Linked DNA regions of Homo sapiens: region 1 is linked to region 2. Evidence: read pairs that join two places in POLR2A ChIA-PET (ENCODE). Cell type or tissue: Caco-2. All regions are shown on one strand.

The links. ChIA-PET counts read pairs that join two places held together with the same protein. Peaks named below come from ENCODE experiments on the same cell type or tissue, not always from the same donor. Only the 100,000 strongest peaks of a DNase experiment are listed, where the experiment ranks them.
Region 1: POLR2A ChIA-PET joins it to region 2 with 10 read pairs; 2 of 35 experiments call an interaction of 5 or more read pairs at or near these places.

Annotation. Positions count from the first base shown.
Region 1 is chr11:75,824,402-75,832,401 of GRCh38, reverse strand. All of the region lies in intron 1 of UVRAG (UV radiation resistance associated), which reads right to left. Among named protein-coding and RNA genes, the nearest start is that of UVRAG, 13 kb to the right of the region's middle. RefSeq lists an enhancer at 7,907-7,986. In Caco-2, no CTCF peak of the experiment used is centred here; no DNase peak of the experiment used is centred here.
Region 2 is chr11:75,308,835-75,316,834 of GRCh38, reverse strand. All of the region lies in intron 1 of ARRB1 (arrestin beta 1), which reads left to right. Among named protein-coding and RNA genes, the nearest start is that of MIR326, 22 kb to the left of the region's middle. RefSeq lists a silencer at 2,475-2,644 and enhancers at 2,280-3,196, 7,505-8,000. In Caco-2, no CTCF peak of the experiment used is centred here; a DNase peak (open chromatin) is centred at 4,602.

The DNA.
Region 1 (8,000 bases), 520 kb before region 2:
TCTAACAAATTACTGAACACAAGGAGAAGGTCATGGTAACCTTCAGTTTATAGCTGATAGCTGAGAAGTACAGGAGGCCTGCGACCGGGACTTGGGACTGACGTCTGTGGGAGCAGCCTTGTGGGACTGGGCCCTTAACTTGTAGGTCATAACTCCGGGTAAATAGCATCAGAATTGAACTGAACACAAGGATACCCAGCTGGTGTAAAAGAATTGGTTGATGTTGGGGGGAAAACCCAACATATTTGTTGTCAGAAGTGTTGTAAGTGGAACAGCACAGACTGTCCTAGGTACAGACAGTCCCTGACTTAGGACGGTTTGACTTAATGATGTTTTTACTTTATGATGGTGTGAAAGTAATATGCATTCAGTAGAAATCGTACATGGAGTGCCCATACAGCCATCCTGTTTTTCACCTTCAGGTCAGCATTCAATAAATTACATGAGTAAATTACATGAGATATTCAATGCTTTTTTAAAAATCAGCTTTGTGTCAGACGATTTTGCCCAACTATAGGCTAATGGAAAGTGTCTGAGAACACAGGCTAGGCTAAGCTACGGTGTTCGAGAGGTTAGGTGTATTAAATGCACTTTTGACTTAGCGATATTTTCAATTTACAGTGGGTTCATCAGGACATAACCCCATCATAAATCAAAAGGCATTTGTACTCTCCAGCTCCTTGTTTCCACCGTCCTCCTCTAAGCTCCTTAAACTCTGGCCTCAATTATCTGCCATTCCTTTTTACACCTTCTTACCATTTTGCTCAAGCTGGTCCCTCTGCTAGCATGCATTTCCCATCTTTCCCATCTCAGTACTTTTTTCGAATCATCTCTTATATTACACTAAAATGGCCTAGTGACATATTTGTCTTACCCACTAGTTTTGTTTTTTTTTTTTGTTTGTTTGTTTTTTGAGAAGGAGTTTCACTCTTTTTGCCCAGACTGTAGTGCAATGGTGCGATCTTGGCTAACTGCAATCTCCGCCTCCCGGGTTCAAGTGATTCTCCTGCCTCGGCCTCCCAAGTAGCTGGGATTACAGGCGCCTGCCACCACACCCGGCTAATTTTTTGTATTTTTAGTAGAGACTGGGTTTCACCATGTTGACCAGGATGGTCTCACTCTCTTGACCTCGTGATCTGCCCGCCTCAGCCTCCCAAAGTGCTGGGATTACAGGTGTGAGCCACCGTTCCCGGCCACCCACTAGATTATGAGTCCCTCCAGGGCAAGGACACGCTTATCCTGTATCTTCAGTGCCTGACAAATGGGAATAGCAATGACAGTAGCAACAGCTAACATTTTTTGAACACTTACTATAAACCAAGCACCTTTTTAGGGAAATTTATGACACACTTAATCCTCTCAACAACCCTACAAGGTAGGCTATTATTATGCCCATTTTACCTGAGTCTCCCTGAGGCACACAGAGATTAAATAACTTCTAGGTTGCCTAACTTAGTTTAGGCACGTAGAAAATAGCTGGACCAGGATTTGAACACAAGCAGTCAGGCTCTAGTGTCCATATTCTTAACCACTGTGGGATACATGGTAGAAACTCAAAAATTAACTGTTGAATTAATAATGTTGTAGAACAGAGCTGAACACAGTATTTGTAGAATGAAAGTATTCGAGACAAAAGCATTTGGCAATTGAGGAAATGGAGGCACACAGAGGTTAAAAATGTGCACAGAGCTACAGATAACCTAGTCTTCTCACTGTAAAGCTTAAGAACCTGAGGACTAGAACAAAGCACTTTTTCCAAAGTTACCTTAGTTATACCCAGGACCAGCCTTATAACAAGTCTTCTTATGACACCATATTAAAGAATACTTACGGCCGGGCGCAGTGGCTCACACCTGTAATCCCAACACTTTGGGAGGCGGAGGCGGGTGGATCACAAGGTCAGGAGATGGACACCATCCTGGCTAACATGGTAAAACCCAGTCTCTACTAAAAATACAAAAAAAGTTAGCCGGGCATGGTGGCATGCGCCTGTAGTCCCAGCTACTCGGCAGGCTGAGGCAGGAGAATCGCTTGAACCCGAGAGGCAGAGGTTGCAGTGAGCCAAGATCACGCCACTGCACTCCAGCCTGGCCGAAAGCGAGACTGTCTCAAAAAAAAAAGAATACTTACTTGCTGTAAGAAGCCTCAAAACCATATTCAAAGATATTCTGGCATTCCAAGAATAACAGAAGTTGGAGAAAGAAGTACACTAGAGTATAATGCAGTATCTGATACCCAGAAGGAATTTAATACCAATTAATTGGCCAGGCACAGTGGCTCACATCTGTAATCCCAGCACTTTGGGAAGACGAGGCAGGCAGATCACTTGAGGTTAGGAGCTGGAGACCAACCTGGCAAACATGTCAAAACCCCATCTCTAATAAAAATACAAAACTTAGCCAGGCATGGTGGCACGCACCTGTAGTCCCAGCTACGTGGGAGGCCGAGGCACGAGAATTGCTTAAACCCAGCAGGTGGAGGCTGCAGTGAGCCGAGATTGTGCCACTGCACTCCAGACTGGGCAACAGAGTGAGACTTCGTCTCAAAAAAGTAAAAAGAAAAAGAAGACAAATATTTCATGGCATGAAAATTAATAATTTCAGTATCCTTAAACTTTTACTGGAATACAACCACACTCAGTTGTTTACATATAGTATAGGGCTGTTTCTGCACTACAGCAACCAGTTGAGTACTTGCTACTAAGACCCTAGAAGGCCCGCTGAGACAGAAACATGTTCACTATCTGGTCCTTCACAGAAAAGCTTGCTAACCACCTTGTCTCTCATGCACCAGAAGGTTAGGTCCATGAAGGCAGTGTCTCTGTCTTGCTTGCTGTTTTACTTCCAGCACCTAAACAGTCTCTGGCATTTACAAGCATTCACATTTGTGCAACTTTAAGTAAGTGAGGAATTACTCAAATGAACTTTAAGAAGCCAAACAAAATGGGTCATAGTTAAGAAAGTCTTTCAATTACACTGATCTTTACAGGATACCTTAATGAAGAGAAGAATGTCACTGAGACAAGTGGTATTGCTTTCATTTGCTAAAATGTTAATGTCTGGGTATACATGAGAAGCAGCTTTCTAATTTTTTAGTAGTTTTTGGGTAGTTGTATAATATTAAAAAATGCACTAATTTGCAGTTAAGAAATTCTGCAATTTAGCTGGGTACAGTCGCACACATCTATAGTCCCAGCTACTCCAGAGGCTAAGGCAGAAGGATCCATTTGAACCCAGGAGTTCGAGGTTGTAGTGCATTACCTGTGAATAGCCGCTATGCTTCAGCCTGACGTTGGGCAATATAATGAGACCCAGTGTCTCAAAAAAAGAAACCAAAAAGAAATTCTGCAACTCTACAGTGTCCTCATCTAATAACCAGACTGGCTGGGCATAGTGGCTCACACCTGTAACCCCAACACTTTGGGAGGCCAAGGTGGGCGGATTGCTTGAGCTCAGGAGTTTGAGACCAGCCTGGGCAACATGGCAAAACCCTATCTCTACCAAAAAAAACTACAAAAATTAGTCAGACATGGTGGCGCGCACCATGCGCACCTGTAGTCCCAGCAGCAAAACCCTGTCTCTACAAAAAAAAAAAAATATATATATATATATATATATATATGTGTGTATATATATATATATATATATGTGTGTGTATATATATATATATACACACACACATATATATACACATATATATATATACACACACATGTATATGTGTATATATTTATATATTTATTTATATTCATATAAATTAGCCAGGCATGGTGGTGCGTGCCTGTAGTCTCAGCTACTCAGGAGGCTAAGGCAGGAGGATCACCTAAGCCCAGGGAGGTCAAGATTGCAGGTGAACCATGATTGCGCCACTGCATTCCAACCTGGGCAACCTTGTCTCCGAAAATTAATTAATCATTATCATCATCATCAGACTGGTGTCTTTTTTTTTTTTTTTTTTAGAGATGGGGGTCTCACTATATTGCCTAGGCTGGAATCAAACTCCTGGCCTCAAGCAATCCTCCCACCTCAGCCTCCCAGGTAGGCTAGGATTACAGGTGCATAGCACGGCACCCAATTTATACTGACGTTTTTGATAGAAGTGTATGACTATCACCAGTCAACCAATCACTCCAGAGCACCTGGGCAGCTACTCTTTATTTTTATATTTATATTAAACACACTCCATGTAGAATAAACTCCAATAAGTCAATTCATGAAAACAAGTCTGAAATATCTACTATACATATATAATTCTATAATGGTACCAATTCTATCCTGTAATGAGTATAGTCCTGTAAATTATCCTAGACCTGTAATGAGCACCCCACAGCCTACCTGCCAACCTTGCTTCATAATCTATTTTCAGAATAAAAAACCAGAAAGCTTTCTTCATGTTGCTACTTCTCATGTATACTTAGATATTAACATCTTAGTGGATGAAAGCAATACTGATTTTCTTGAGGACAGTCTTATTTTCATTAAAAGGAGACAACGTTAAAAAAAAAAAGGTTTTTCAAAATCCTAAGCAAGATTATTTTTATTTTGTATTGTTTAAAAGTTTAGTTTTCTGGATTAGCTCTCATACAAAAGAATGATTGGAATTAAGGAAGGAAATAGTTCATATCCCCTGAAAGATGTAAGTAGGCTGGCAGACACAAGACATACAGTTCCGAATCCTGTGCCTAACAATTCAAACAAGGCACTTTAAAAGTATCTATTGAATAAATGGCTCTCAGTTTTTCCTATCCTGCACTCAGAATTAGTTTTTTGTTTGTTTGTTTGTTTGTTTTTGAGACGGAGTTTTGCTCTTGTCGCCCAGGCTGGAGTGCAGTGGCGTGATCTCGGCTCACTGCAACCTCCGCCTCCTGGGTTCAAGCAATTCTCCCGCCTCAGCCTCCTGAGTAGCTGGGATTACAGGTGCCCGCCACCACGCCCAGCTAATTTTTTGTATTTTTAGTAGAGATGGGGTTTCGCCATGTTGGGCAGGCTAGTCTCGAACTCCTAACCTCAGGTGATCCACCTGCCTCAGCCTCCCAGTGCTGGGATTACAGGTATGAGCCACCGCGCCCCGCCCAGAATTAGTTTTAACATACGCTAATATGAACACACGAATTACTTGTATTCACTGTTAAACCCTTAATCACAAAAGCTACACTCATGTTAAAGAGTATAAAATTTTTCCTGGAGAAAAAAAAAAAACAGATCATAAGCCTGATTCTCATGTTTACTTTTATGATCTATTAAGTCTGATTCTCACTTTTACTTTTATGTCTTCCCTTTTTTCTTTCCCAGGAGTCTACTGACAAAAGCCAAAGGTTGCTGCTAGTTTCAGCTTCCTGGTGTTCCTCATTATTTTCAAAAATGTCTGACTGCATCTTTTGGACATTATAAAAACCACAGTAGGAAAAAACGCCAGCTATTTCAATGGACCAACAAAGTGAGACTCCAAAGTGGTAAGTTCTGATGCTCAACTTCAGCATTATCAGTCTCAGCCTCTCAATCAATAAGCACACTATACTGGAGTTTTCACAAAGAATGGATAAGTAAAATGCCTAATAACATTACTACCACATAGGGTCTACAGCAATCAACACCAAATATTACACAGAATAAAACCATCAAAAAACCAGATGGTTACTCTTTCAGAAACTTAAAGAGGCAGAGAACAGAAGTTCTTAAGTAGAACATTTAAAAAAAAAAAAAAAAAAAGATAGGCATGGTAAGTACCCAGGGACAAAACAGGAAGACTGATCATTTAAGCTCCAGAGGGACATTCCAAAGTTTCACTCTAATTCACACCATAAAAGGGACGTGGGAGGGTGGACTCTGAGTGCTCTGCCCTTAAAGAGAACGTTAAAATACAGCCTCTCCTCCATTTCAGTTCTAGCCTAAAATCCCCAAAGCTGTGAGGCTAATGTTGCCAAAGGACCGAGTGAAGTTTAAGAAACAAGTTCTCGGCCAGGCTCACGCCTGTAATCCCAGCACTTTAGGAGGCAGAGGCGGGTGGATCACGAGGTCAGGAGTTTGAGACCAGCCTGGCCAACATGGTAAAACCCCGTCTCTACTAAAGATACAAAAAATTAGGTGGGTGTGGTGGTGGGCACCTGTAATATCAGCTACTCTGGAGGCTGAGGCAGGAGAATCACTTGAACCCAGGAGACAGAGGTTGCAGTGAGCCAAGATCGTGCCACTGCACTCCAGCCTAGCGACAGAGCAAGACTCCGTCTTAAAAGAAAAAAAAAGGAAAGAAAACGAAACAAGTTCTTGGCCAGGCACAGTGGCTCACGCCTGTAATCCCAGCACTTTGGGAGGCCAAGGTGGGTGGATCACCTAAGGTCAGGAGTTCGAGACCAGCCTGGCCAACGTGATGAAACCCCATCTCTACTAAAATTACAAAAATTAGCCGAGCGTGCTGGCAGGCGCCTGTAATCCCAACTACTAAGGAGGCTGAGACAGGAGAATCGCTTGAACCCAGGAGGTGGAGGTTGCAGTGAGCCGAGATCACACCACTGTACTCCAGCCTGGGTGACAAGAGCAAAACTCCATCTCAAAAAAAAAAAAGAAACAACTTCTCAACACACCCAGCCAAGAACAGTGGAACTGTTCACAAGACCCAGGTTCTGTTTATTTCTCTGCCACAAGCAGGAACAAGACACAAGACAGATCTGTTAAACTAATACTCTTTACTAAATACTCCAGGGCAAGAATAAATAGCTAGAACAAGTCTGTGGCCAGGCAAATAGCTTCACCTCAGAGGGCTTCAGGTTTTGCATCTGCAAAATTCCATGATTCAAAATTCATGTTTCCATCTTAAAATAAGATGGAAAACAAGGTTATGTGATACTAAATCAAGAAGGTATACTATGAATTGTAAAATTCCAATGTCAAGTTTCCATTCTGTGTGTACTCGTCTACTTTTATAATCTAAGGAGGCAACTGCTAAAATACTGTACAAGGCATTGAAAAAATTTAACAATATAAGACTTTACTGGCCAGGCACAGTGGCTCATGCCTGCAATCCCAGCACTTTGGGAGGTCGAGGCAGGTGGATCACCTGAGGTCAGGAGTTCGAGATCAGTCTGGCCAATGTGGTGAAACCCGTCTCTACTAAAAATACAAAAATTAGCCAGGTGGGGTGGTGGGCACCCCAGCTACTCGGGAGGCTACTCGGGAGGCTGAGGCAGGAGAATTACTTGAACCTGGGAGGCAGAGGTTGCAGTGAGCTGAGATCGTGCCATTGCACTCCATTCTGGGCGACAACAGGGTAACGCTGTCTCAAAAAAAAAAAAAAGACATTACTTATGTCATTAAACCTAAAACAAAGCATAAACCTAAAATGTTTCAACCTCTCTCATAAGACAGATGTCTTTTTCTAAAACACCTTCAGTTTGTAGCTGTACACATTCCAGTACGTTGAAAATGACAAACTTGGCCGGGCGCGCTGGCTCACGCCTGTAATCCCAGCACATTGGGAGGCCGAGGCAGGCGTATCATGAAGTCAGGAGATCGAGACCATCCTGGCTAACACGGTGAAACCCCATCTCTACTAAAAATACAAAAAATTAGCCGGGCGTGGTGGCAGGCGCCTGTAGTCCCAGCTACTAGGGAGGCTGAGGCAGGAGAATGGCGTGAACCCGGGAGGCGGAGCTTGCAGTGAGCCGAGATCGTGCCACTGCACTCCAGCCTGGGCGACAGAGTGAGACTCCGCCTCAAAAAAAAAAAAAAAAAAAAAATGACAAACTTCTTTTTCTCCCCAGCAGTAACATGTCTGACAGGTAAAAATACACAGCTTATCAAAAATACACATTTGGAAACTATGAAAATCTAATTTTTTTTCATTCTACCATACGTTTCACTTCAGGCCCAACTTATTAGTTTCAATTCTGCTTGTGCTCTATTTCTAGTCAGTTTCACTTCTGAATTTTCTACCACAAAGAATTGTGATCCTGTAGAGACATTTTAAAGTAAACACTAAATAAACATAGCTTTTCCTTTCAAAAA
Region 2 (8,000 bases):
CAGCCTCCCAAAGTGCTGGGATTACAGGCGTGAGCCACTGCACCTGGCCTATTATTTTTTTTAATTAAAAAAAAATTTTTTTAAAGAGATAAGTCTCACTGTCTTGCCTAGGCTGGTCTTGACCTCCTGTCCTTAAATGATTCTCCTGCCTGTGTCTTCTGAGTTGCTGGGATTACAGGGGTGAGCCATCGTGCCTGGCAAAATGGGACTGGACTACTGCCTAGCCCCTCTCGTTGTGCTGTTGTGGGGTTTAAGCGAGATGTTTCATGGCAGGTTCCCATGACACCCACCCGCTGGAAGTGCTCAGTGAATAGTCCATTCCTCTTTCCCTTCTGTCGGTTTGCAAGTAGGGAGCTCAGTTTTGAATTAGGAGTTCCTCTAGCCTAGGCTCACTCTGCTGGGGCAGTGCTGGCCCCTTCCTTTAATTGTAAGGAAAACGAAGCCGATCACCTCTTTTCTATAGATGACCAGAGGAGATAAGGACATAACCAGCACTTTTTTTTTTTTTTTGACAGAGTCTCACTCTGTCACCCAGGCTGGAGTGCAATGGTGCAATCTTGGCTCACTGCAACCTCTGCCTCCCGGGTTCAAGCAATTCTCCCGCCTCAGCCTCCCAAGTAGCTGGGATTACAGGCACCCGCCATCATGCCTGGCTAATTTTTGTATTTTTGTAGAGACGGGGTTTCACCATGTTGGCCAGCCTGGTCTTGAACTCCTGATCTCAGGTGATCTGTCTGCCTCGGCCTCCTAAAGTGCTGGGATTACAGGCATGAGCCACGGCACCCCACCTGTAACCAGCTTTGAGGCCCAGAAGCAGAGGCTCCAGAAACAGCTGAGTGCCACCTCTCCAGGTGTCCTCCCTGTTTGGGTCCCACCTGAGGGGTTAATTAAACCCACCCAGCTATATCATAGAGTAGGGGTGGCGTGAGTGTATTTTCCTCTAATTTGGTCTTGAGGTCTCTCTCTGAGAATGGCTATAAATTCTAGCCCTGCTGACGGAGTTCCAGGGCAGGTGTTTGTGGGGGTCCACAGTGTGCCTTTCATGAGATGCTTCTTTATCCTGGTGGATGGTCTGATGCCTAAGTATCCAGCCGTGACCAGGTGTCTCTCTCACAGGAAACTGGCTTATAGTGGAAGGCGCCTTGTGGCTCTTTTCTGACCTGTGTCCGTTTATTCCTACCAAGAAAACCACTCTCTAGGAGAGTACGTGGTCAGGTGAGACACTGAGGAAGTAGCCAGCAAAACCCAGGAAATAACAGAAGCAGAGTATTACTCACAGAGGGGAGGGCAGCGGGAAGCTGCCTGGGACCCCGTGCTTAGCCAGTGAGTTGGAGCAAGAGAGAGATGGGAGGACCTGTGGACTGGAGGCTTTGTTGGGGTGCAAGATGTTACCCACGCAGTTTCTGTGGGTAAATATAATTGCTGGGATTAGAGCAAGCAGGCATAAGGCATGGTGACTGAGGGGGGTCACTGCGGCAAATCCATGTAGCCCATGTGGGTGTGGGGGTCAATGGGCAAGTTAGGTGGCTTCTGTCTGGCTGTCCCATAGCGAGGTGGTCACCAGGAGGAGGTTGCATAAGGCAGATACCTGGATGGATCACATTGAGGAACTGGGAGGAGGCCGAGCACTGGAAGCTGTGTCAAGGGTGACTGAGCCCTGCTTCTGGTACGAGAAAGTCTGACATACTCAGAGTGGGTGCCCAAGCAACATGAAATTGTTAAAATTCACTACAGCGGGTGATCTCCCCCATCCCGCAGCGTGGGGTGGTGGTGGTGGTGGTGGAAGCAGCACTAACTGGGACCCAGGCGTCCCGAGTGCAGGCCCTGCTCTCTCAATGGAAAGAGCAGCTGTCATCTACCACGGGCCTCTCTGTTCACCGGGCACTGAACCAGGTGCTCCACATGCATCAGTGAAGAAAGGCACTGTTGGCTGGGCGTGGTGGCTCACGCCTGTAATCCTAGCACTTTGGGAGGCCGAGGCGGGTGGATCACCTGAGGTCAGGAGTTTGAGACCAGCCTGGGCAACATGGTGAAACCCCATCGCTACAAAAAATACAAAAATGAGCTGGGTGTGGTGGTGTGGCACATGCCTGTAGTCCCAGATACTTGGGAGGCTGAGGTGGGAGGATCACCTGAGCCTGGGGAGGTCAAGGCTGCAGTGAGCTGTGATGGTGCCACTGCACTCCAGCCTGGGCAACAAAGTTTTTTTTCAAAGAAAAAAAAACGTGCTGTTGTTAGAGACGAGAGTCAGAGGTTCAGTTACCCAGCTAGTGAGTGGCAGATCCCAAAGCCTTAACCATTGCTCTGACCTGACTCCCAGAGTGACACTCTGGGGCCTGCAGCAAGTCCTGCCCTTCTGTGGGCCTCATGTTGCCATGCATGCTCTTAAGGGGACACCTTGTGTTCCACAAACCCCCTCTGCTCCAGTGTCCTGGGGTCTGCATTTCTGCTGGAGGGGGGGCATCCCTGGGAGCTGTGCCACCATGCCCTGCGGCATCCAGTCTGCTGTTATCTTTACTAAGAAGATGACTGGCTGACTTGGGCCCTCTTGACTCCAGCCTCCCAGGCCCCTTGCCATTGTGGGCTGACCCCTGGCCCTATCCCTTCCTTACACACAATGGGGAGCAGAGGTGGCCAGGACCCATGGTTTCTCCACCCTGTGTTAGTGGGGCCCCAGGCTGGTGGGACTGGAGTCCTGTGGGAGACCCCGAAGTGAGAAGGAAGTTGGTGGCTCCAGGGAACTGACCAAGGTCAGTGTGGCTGGAGGGTGTGTGGGGGCAGGGAGCATGGTGGGAGGGAGGCTGGAGGCTGGACAGAGGCCAGATTGTGAAGAGCTCTTGGGAGCGGTTAAGAGTTTTTAGGCAGAGGAGGCACGTGATCAGGTTTGCATCTGGAATGACTGAGAAAATGCCTGCAACTGTTAAGGCAGTGTTAGGCACGTAAGAAGCACTCAATAGCCATCAGGCCTGGCTGTGATGCTTTTTCTGTTGCTCATTATGAATACCCAGACTCCACTGCTTACTAGCTGGGAGAACTTGGGCCAGTCACTAACCCGGGGGACCAATTTTCCTTACCAGTAATGCAGAGGGATAAGGAATTTCCTCACAGGGGTTTTATCAGGATCCAAGAGCTAAGTAGGGGATTTCATTTCATCTCAGTTAATCCGGCAAACACTCAGCCAGCCAATCCCAGCTGCACAGCCAGGGCCCTTCCTGTGTGTCACACGCCTCCCTGCTTCTCAGTCAGGACATGGCAGTTCTTAGTCACGGGATCTGGAAGGGCCCAGCTGTAATAAGGCACAAAGCTTAACCTTCTCCAGTTCTCTCTCTTGTCCTCAGCCTTAGCCTACAGTGGCAGACCGCTGCCTCCTCCTCAGACTCTCCCCCTAGCCTGAAGCCTTGGCTGAGGGGCCCCCAACCTTAAGAGCCCATAGAGATTCCCGAAGGACCTGAGGGAGTTATTATTATAATTGTTATTATTTTTTGAGATGGAGTCTCACTCTGTCACGCAGGCTGGAGTGAAGTGGCTCAATCTCAGCTCACTGCAACCTCCACCTGCCAGCTTTAAGCAATTCTCCTGCCTCAGCCTCCCAAGTACCTGGGATTACAGGCAAGAGCCACCACGCCCGTAATTTTTGTATTTTTAGCAGAAACAGGGTTTCACCATGTTGGCCAGGTTGGTTTCGAACTCCTGACCTCAAGTGATCTGCCCGCCTTGGCCTCCCAAAGTGCTGGGATTACAGGTGTGAGCCACCACACCTGGCCTGAGGGAGTTATGAGCCTTCTGTGAGCCTCAGTTTCCTGGTCCGCAGAATGGGAATAAGAATGTCTGTCGTATTAGTCTCCTATTACTCCTGTTACAAATTACCATATATTTAGTGGCTTAAAACAACACAAATATATTCTTTACACTTCTGGAGGTCCAAAGTCCTGAAATGGGTTGTCAGGGCTGTGTCCTCTGGAAACTCTAGCGGGGATCCATTCCCTTGCCTCTGCTGGCTTCCAGAAGCTGTCTGCATGCCTTGGCTCCCAGCCCCATCCTCCAGCTTTGAAGCCAGCAGTGTAGATTTTCGTCTGTCTTTCAATGCTTCCATCACCCCATTGCCTTTACTCTCTCTGACCCTCCTGCCTCCCTCTTGTCAGGACCCTTGTGATGACATTGGGCCCACCCAGGTCATGCAGGATAATCTCTCCATCTCAAGGCCCTGAACAAAATCACATCTGCAGAATCTCTTCTACCACATGACCCAACACAGCCACAGCTCTGGTGATTAGGATGTGGGCATCTCGGGGGGCTGTTACTCAGCCTACCACACACACCTTGCAGAGCAGTTGTGAGGATGACATGAGACAATGAAAGGCTCCCAATGCCTGGGACAGGCAGTCAGTCCCCTTTCTCCTCTCCTGGGGCCTTTGTCTCCCCATCTGTAAGACAAGGTCCCTGGCAGTCCACACAGTCTGAGCCCATGTCCTTCCAGCGTGCAGTACACACAGGCAGACTGTCCCTTCGGCGGTCAGGGGTCCTAGGAAGTGGCAGACTTGAGCCCTGTCCCTGACGCCTCTTCTCCCACTCCTTCCCAGGGGCAGGCCTGTTCTCAGTTCCTGGCGGTGCATTTCCCATCATTCCTAGGGACGGCTGCTGGGAAAGGCTGAGCTCACCACTCCCCGGGGAGGGCGAGGGTGGAGGAAGGAGAAGGGAGAGGCCAGCAGCAGCCACTGCAAGAGATGGGAGAGGAGAGGCCATGGAAGGAGACTTGCAGCGGGAGAGGCTGAGGTGATCAGCACTTAGAGGAGGGGAAGAGGCTGGGCAGGGCCTCCGATCTGGGCCTTCGAGAACGGTCAGCTTTTTCCCAGCCCCTCGGCCCAGGCCCTGCTGCTTGGTTCCTCTGCCGGCCGTCCCCTCTCAGCCAGCCCCTTCTGACAGGCCCTGGTGGCCGGAGGAGTGTGTGTGTATGCTGGGGATGAGAGGAGGGTGTCACAGGCCAGCAGGGGCCGAAGTGGGGTGCTGCCGCCGGACAGGAATTCAGGAATCCCCCACTTCAGTGAGAAGAGGACCATTTCAGCCAGAGTCCACCCCTCACTTCCCTCTACTCAGAAATCAGTCACCGTTTGTTTGCCCTGGGGCTCACCATCTGCCTTCACTGGACCTTACTTTTTTTGTTTGCCTGTGTGTGGCAGGTGGAGGGCCGTGGGAGAGGCAGTTAATAACACCATTATGGGATTTGAGAGGGTGAAACGAGATTGTGATTTTGAACTGATTTTTGAAATGTGCAGTCTGCTATGTAAGGATGTGCATTCCATGCATAGCCTGTTCCTTTAACGTTCTCTTCTGCAATTTGACAATCTGACAAACTCTTCATTGTGCTTCAAGTCCAGCTCAGATGTCACCTGCTCTCTGCAACTTTCTCAACAGCCCCCTGCCCATCCCAGAAAGAATGGAGCTGCTCCTTTCTCGGAATTGCTGTGGCCTCTTAATTTTTTTAATTTTTATATTTTCTTGAGACAGAGTTTCACTCTTGTTGCCCAGGCTGGAGTGCAACGGCACCATCTCAGCTCACTGCAACCTGTGCCTCCCGGGTTCAAGTGATTCTCCTGCCCCAGCTTCCCAAGTAGCTGGGATTACAGGCATGTGCCACCACGCCAGGCTAATTTTGTATTTTTAGTAGAGACGGGGTTTCACCATGTTGGTCAGGCTGGTCTCGAATTCCTGACCTCAGATGATCTGCCTGCCTTGATCTTTCAAAGTGCTGGGATTACAGGCATGAGCCACCGCGCCTGGCCCTGTGGTCTCTTTATAACCCTCTCATAGGGTGCCTTTGGTAGGCTGGGTATTGGTTTGGACATCTGTCTCCCCTACCCTATGTGGGCAGTACATTTGTAACAGACCCTTCTGCTCCTTAAGGTCACTGTGGTTGTGGTGGGACAGAGGCAGTGTGGCAAAGGCAATTGGGGAGCCGGCCTCCTGGGGTCTGGCCTGTACAAAGTTGCCACATGTCAGTCCAGCCCTTAGAATTGAGCAGACCACATGACTGACTCAATCAGATTCACATGAACCTGAGCTAAAAGCAGGCAACCAAATCATTCAGGTCCTTCTCTCTCTGTGGCATGAATGCCCATGCCCACTGCCTCCTGCTGATAATCAGACAGCACAGGGGCTGAGTTGCTCATGAGGTTTCCTCATGAGGGTGAAATGTGAGCCAAAGGAAGGTGCTGAAGGAAAGGCCATCTAGGTCTTAAGGAAGCACATTCCGTAAGCTCATCCACCACACTCCAAACCCCGTGGGAAGCCTGTGTCCCACTGCCTGGTGCCGGTTGGATACACAGAGAGTATAAAATAAATGTTGGAAACAATGTAGCATGGTGACCAAAGGCTCCTCCGCTTCCTGCAGGTGTTCTTACATGCGATTCCTTATACCTTTTCCCCCCTGCTAGACTTTAAGCCCCACAGAGGCAGGGCCCTGGATGGCCTTGTTCCCCTTGGTGTTCCCAGTGCCTCTCAGTGCACTCACCTACCTATGTTGAACCCAGGTTACATGCCAGGCGCATACAGACGTTGGCCTTTCATCCCCCTCAACACCCTGGAGCAGGCTGTGTTGCCCTATTATCCAGGTGAGGACAGGAAAGGTAAGATGCCATGTCCAAACATAGCCATTAAATACCAGGGGAGAGAGCGAGACCCCATTCCCCATTGCTCCCCACATCGATTTCCATTTGCGCAGTTCTCCCCGAGGTTTGGGATCAGATGGCTTGAGCTTCTAGGTTGTGGCAGGCAGAGCTGGTTCTGGGAAGGTCACTCCAGATAGGTTGGTGGCTAAGAGGGCCAGCACCGTTCCTCCTGCGGGCTTCTTACTACCCCTCCTGAAGCCATAAAAGGGAACTGTTTTGAGGAGCAAGTGGAAGGTTTGGGGGTTGCATATTACCAAGTCCCAGTGTATGTCTGGGGAATGGTCTGGAGATGCTCTAGAATGCTCCTCCCCTGCTCCCTGCCTCACTGAGGCACAGCTGCTCTTGGTTGGCTTTGCTGTGCCCACCTTATCTGCAAGGCCTGTGTATTCTTGGAAGTAATGGAAATGCATTTATTTAAAATGCTCAATAATTCAGCCTTGTCCTAATATCAGGCCTTTGTCTCTGCTCAGCACTCTGGTCTCCCCAGGACTCCTCATATACCCATTATTTCCTCCCACCTACCTAGCCTCCTGTGAGGTAATGTGACCCCCAGTGACAGCACGTAAGCCAGCTGAAGCCAAGATGGACAAGGACCTGCCCAAGGCCACCAGTGGGTCCGCTTGCTGTGGTAGGGGTTAGTATTCTCACCATTCACAGAGCTCCAACTCTGTGCCAGGGCCTCATTTCACTCAAGACGGCTGCGTTGCAGGGTGATGAGGCTACAGGCCTGCCTGACCCTAAGCCTGTGCCCTTAACTCCTTTATGATGCACCTTCTCTGTGCCAAGCACAGGCCTTGCCCTGGAGGAGCTCCCATCCTGGGGGGCAAGTTCTCAAATGAATGATTCCCACCAAGGCAGGGGTGTGAAATAGGTGCCCTCAGAGAGGCCTGGCAAAGCTCCCTGAGGGAGCAGGGCTTGGGCCCTCTCCTCCAGGGATCCCTGCAATGTGGGGTCAGGCCCACCAGGCAGGCTGCCTGAGCACTTTGATGCTGGCTGCGCCCATTTGTGGGCCTCTGGCCTCCCCAGGCCACCTTCTGAGAGCACAGGGAGCTGTGTGGGCCAGAAAAGGAGCAGGGGCTTTGGGGCCGCCAGGCGGGCGTTGCCTCCCCTGAACTGGGTAACTTTTCTCTTCCCCTCCCTAGCCTCCAGTTTCCAATTCTGTAAAATGAGGATACTGGCTTTTTCTCCTTGAGTTATCCTTGAGATTAAACATAAATATTTAAAGTACCTAGCACATGACAAATTAACAAATGGTATGTCTTAAAATAATCACTGGGCATGATGGCATGTACCTGTAATTGCAGCTACTCAGGACGCCGAGGTGGGAGGCTCACT